Regions from separate parts of the Homo sapiens genome. Here region 2 is linked to region 1. A link is an interaction called in ENCODE POLR2A ChIA-PET data of the cell type or tissue named here. Cell type or tissue: OCI-LY7. All regions are shown on one strand.

What was found. ChIA-PET counts read pairs that join two places held together with the same protein. Peaks named below come from ENCODE experiments on the same cell type or tissue, not always from the same donor. Only the 100,000 strongest peaks of a DNase experiment are listed, where the experiment ranks them.
Region 2: POLR2A ChIA-PET joins it to region 1 with 6 read pairs; 2 of 35 experiments call an interaction of 5 or more read pairs at or near these places.

The regions. Positions count from the first base shown.
Region 1 is chr4:42,626,999-42,629,498 of GRCh38, reverse strand. ATP8A1 (ATPase phospholipid transporting 8A1) reads left to right here. Exons shown (of 37, transcript NM_006095.2): 2 at 2,390-2,500. Among named protein-coding and RNA genes, the nearest start is that of ATP8A1, 29 kb to the left of the region's middle. RefSeq lists a silencer at 2,482-2,500. In OCI-LY7, no CTCF peak of the experiment used is centred here; DNase peaks (open chromatin) are centred at 1,018, 1,498 and 2,485; H3K4me3 peaks cover 2,300 bases; H3K27ac peaks cover 2,500 bases.
Region 2 is chr4:42,375,718-42,378,217 of GRCh38, reverse strand. The region is part of intron 1 of LOC105374428 (a long non-coding RNA gene); the gene reads left to right. Among named protein-coding and RNA genes, the nearest start is that of SHISA3, 21 kb to the left of the region's middle. In OCI-LY7, no CTCF peak of the experiment used is centred here; no DNase peak of the experiment used is centred here.

The DNA of each region.
Region 1 (2,500 bases):
TCACTCCCTGCTTTCAGTGCAGATCTCCCTTCCTCAGTATCACACCTGGTCAGGGCACAACAGAGCGAAGCGTTCTGCATACATTCAGCTTCATGTACAATATCTTTCCAAAGCTTTTCTGTAATGCCTGGGTAAAGAAAGCCTATGTTGTCTGTGAAATCCTGTGCTCAGAGCCATCCAGTCTCTTCGATGGTCCTACCCCTGGCAACAGTTTACAGTTTAGATTTTCCCCTTCATTTTGGTGAGTTTTCTCTTTAAAGATCCCTTATTATCTGACCTAGGTTGGGCCCCTACTAATCCATTAGGATTGTTTTAATTACTCTGATTCCCACATAAGGGATGGGGTTAATTCCAGTCCCTTTAGTTCAAGGAAAATCCTTTGCCCCACAGAAATTCTTGAATACAAGTTAATATCTGAGGGGGAGATGCAGTATCCAATTGCTTTCAGTGGATAGCAATATCCAGTGCTCTCCCAGCAGCGTTTGAGACCTCAATGTAAGTAGGTGTGTCTGGATGGAGTAACACCCAGTTCCTCAGCTAAGGACATCCAAGGGCGGGGCCCTCAAAAGTCCCATTACATAAAGTAGATACAACACTCAAAAGTCCATTATATAAAGTAAATACAACACAACCTGAGAACATCAGCTCAGAGTGGAGTGAAGAGCTGGTTTTTTTGAGGCTCTCTCTCTAATCCAGAGGCGGGGAACAGCACACTCTGGTCTTCATGCTACCACGAAGGAAGACCTAATAAAGGACTCAATTTTTTTTAAAGATTGATCTCCCTCTATTCAATAACCCATGTGTGAAATTTCAATTATACAAAACTAGAGGGAAAAGTATGTGTTTAGAACATGGTGTAGGGAAACACTGTGAGCAAAGCTGCTGATTGGGTCTGAAACTGCAAAATGGGTGTGACAGAATCTACTCGGAGCCATGTGACCTCCAGGGTGATAAGGATACAATGTGCCTCTCACCCTGTGCCCCTCCTACTTGGAAAGCTTTCAGTGGTTGGCTGCCAAGCAGAGCGCAGGGTCCTCTGGGACCTGGCCTGCGTGCTTCCTCAGCGTGGTTTCTCGTCCGCCTTCTGTCTGTGCTCCAGCAGCACTGCCCTGTTTGCTCTCCCCTGCACACATGACACCGTTTCTCACACCCCAGTCCCTGTGCTCATGCTTCTCACCTTTGTAGAACACCTCAGTGATTTTCTGGTTTCATACTATAACAAACCCCACAGGCCAGCTTTTCACATAGTTGTTACCAGCACTTGGCCAACAGTTGTTTTTTCATCAGTGGGTGGAGCAGCTTTTCTTGCCCCCAAAAAACAGTCAACCACTCATTTTTCATTGGGTATATGTATTCGGCAAACATTGGGTACCTGCTGTTTGTTGGCACTGGTGTTGAGAAGATGAATAACACACCCTCTATGGCCCTAGGGAGTTCCCATTCTGGTAGGGGGAACCTGACTCAGGCAGCAACAAAACCTTCTGGTAAGTGTTTTGCTGAAGAGTGGGGAGGTTCAGAGGGCTGTGGAAACCCAAAGACGTTTTACCTAACTTGAACATCATAGAACACTTCAGAAGAAACCACATGTCAGCAGGTCTTATGGGAGGAGTTGGCATTGGCTAGGCAGAAAAGAGAAGAAAAATGGGTTTTGGAGATACAGTACTGTTGTCACCCCTTTGATTTTTCACTAGAAGACACAAAAAGCTGTTTAAAATACTATCTGTTGATATTCTGTTCTAGAACTTGTATGTATTTTTTAAAGTGTTTGTCAACATTGCAACAAAGTACCCAGTTGAATGTATCCTGTTGTTTCAATGATTATGAGATGACTTGAAGTGCTCTTGAGAAATTTAAAGTTCGTTTGTGAACATGAATTCTAACTGGAGAAAAAAATAGGTGATGATAGTGAGTTGGATCATTGTTGCAGTTCTCTATTTAAACCTTACTATTTATCTTTTCTTCTGTCTTCATCTGGGAAAAAACCCAGAAAAGTATTAAATGCATATGCTTTAATTTTTGACTATATTTTAAATTACCTTGTTAGTTTTACCTAAAACTGTAATTTAAACCAGTTTAAAATTAAGGTTTACTTCTGGGCATCTTTTTATATAGTGGAAGGAAAGAAGTTGAACACTTACGGGGGAAATGGAAAGTTGATGTTATGTCTTGTTTTTGATATGGCTCAGTTTTTACATGACTGTTAAATGCTGCCCTTTAAATCTAGTAGAAATGTTAAATATGGGGATGTTACTTTTTATTATAAAAGAAACAACAGTTAAGGGGAAGCAAGTAGCTTTTAACAGATTTCATATTCTAGACTAGTTATGAAATCTGTTTTTGGTCTGGACAATAAAACATTTCTTGTACAATAAGAAGATCTCTTTTTAAGGTTATGAGAAGACAGATGATGTTTCAGAGAAGACCTCACTGGCTGACCAGGAGGAAGTAAGGACTATTTTCATCAACCAGCCCCAGCTGACAAAATTCTGCAATAACCATG
Region 2 (2,500 bases), 250 kb after region 1:
ACCCCATCTCTACAAAAAAATACAAAAATTAGCCAGGCATGATGTCATGCACCTGTGGTCCCAGCTACTCTGGGAGGCTGAGGTGAGAGAATCAGTTGATCCCTGAAGGTGGAGGTTGCAGTTAGCTAAGATCACACCACTGCATACATATGTCAGTAATCACAATAAATGTAAATTGATTAAACAAATCGAAGATTTTCTGACCAGAAGAAAAACAGAAAAAAAAAATATATAGGCTCCTTTATAAGAGACACACTTAAAACACAAGGACTCAGAAATATTGAATGTAAAAGGAAAAAAAAAGGTGAGACAAATGTTAATTTTAAAAAGCTGATAAGCTGATATATTGATAGCAGAAAAATAAACTCAGAGACAAAAGGCATTATTCAGGATTGAAAGGATCACTAAATTATAAGAAATTCACCCAAGATAAAGAATAATTTTAAACTTGTATGCACTCAATAATGAAACCTTCACATATAGAGAGAAAAATCAATAGAATCACAGAGAAATATTACGAAATAGCAAACATACTGAGATATTTCAATGCATCTATCTCAATTATTCATAAGTTAAGAACACAATAAATCTTCGTGAAGATTTGTGAAGTAAAAATTTGAAAAATACAAGATTGATCAGCTTGATTTATTAGACGGTTATAGAACTCTGCCTCTAATAGCTAAAGAATACAGTCTTCAAGATACCTATTGTACAACACGGTGACTATAGTTAATAATAATGTATTGTACATGTGAAAATTGCTAAGAAAATAGATTTTAAGTATTTTCACCGCAAAAAAAGGTATGTGAGGTAATGCATATGTAAATTAGCTTGATTAGCCATTCTACAATGTCTACATATCTCAAAATACATTGTATACCATAAATATATACAATTTGTATTTGTCAATTAAAAAGTAAATTAATAATAACCTTTGGAAAGAATACGCAATCTTACCAAACACAAATGAAATATTTCAAATCTTGACCACAAACTAATTCATAAAGCAAGTCCCCAAATGTTGTCTATTTCAAATATTGGGTATCATATAGATTACAGTCTCAAAAAAAAAGATTTCATAAAATTCCACAAATGTTGCTGAGACAATTGGTTACAAGTAGAGAAAAAAACACATTGGATTCTTCCCTTACATCACACATATTAATCAAAGACATTGGGAAATAAAGGGTTAAGCAGCAGGGCTGCAATCCATTATCTCCAGCTGGAGAATGGGGAGCAGGGACCAGGAAAGATGGCCTACTCTTGTCAACATGCGACTGACAGACATCTTGGCAAACGAATGGAATTTGTGAATAGAATGCTCCTTATCTATGGGGTGCTTTTAGCAGGATGTATCTGGCTATCTAGAACTAATCATGGTAAACAAAATTTGAGATTTATAGATTTGTGGTGCATCATTGGGTACATTTTATTTTCCAAATAGCCTCCTTCTATATGAGAGAGGTGAATCTCACACATTGCTTAGAGACCTCATATATTAATTATGGGCACAGAGTGCATCCGGTGGGGCAGTTAAGGATCTGAAGAGTGACACTGATGGTTCCAGACCTCCCTTGCTTCATCTCAAAATTACCTGTATCCTGTATTAGTAAAGCTTAATACTGGGTAAGACTCTGACTCGTGTGAGTCTGATTTGACAATCTGATTCTTTGTGTTATTTCAGACACTATAAAAAATTAAAAAAAAAAAGACAAGCCACAGTCTGGCTGTTTATTCATAATACAACCAACCAATGAAGGATTTATCTAATAAATATATAAAGAAGGCCTAAAAGTGGGAAAATAGGCAAACTACATGAATAAGCACTTATCCAAAGAGGAATCACAATTGGCTGAAAACATATGAAAAGATACTTACTCCCATAAGTAATAGAAATGTTCAAATTTTAAAAATGAAATGACTTACTATACAGTAATGACTTACTCTATTGCTTGTTGGCAAAGATATGGAAAAACTGTAACATTTATAGTACTGTGTTGGGAGTGTCAAATAACTGAAAAAGTAATTTGCCACTATTTTATCCTTTAGTATAACTTATAACCCAGAAATTCCACTCCTAGATATAAACTCTAGAGAAACCCATGCGCATTCCTTCTCCAGGAGAAACAAGAATATTCGTAACGTACTACTTATATCAACTACAGAATGGGTGAATAATTTTAGGTACATTAACAGCATGTTTTAAACAGTAATACAAATACATGAACTACATGTAATGTGAGTGAATCTTAGAGTAATAATATTAAGTAAGCAGATAGAAGATTACATAATATATTTTATCATTTTTATGAAGTTCTAAAACAAAAGGTAATAATAAAATGTTAAGATACATCCCTATTTGGCGATGCTATCTTAAACAAAGAAATTGTAACACAATTCAGGATAGTGGTAATTACTATGTGTAGTAAGAGAATAATGACTCTCCAAAGATGTCCATGTCCAAATCCCCAGAACTTGTGACTATGTTACCTTACATGGC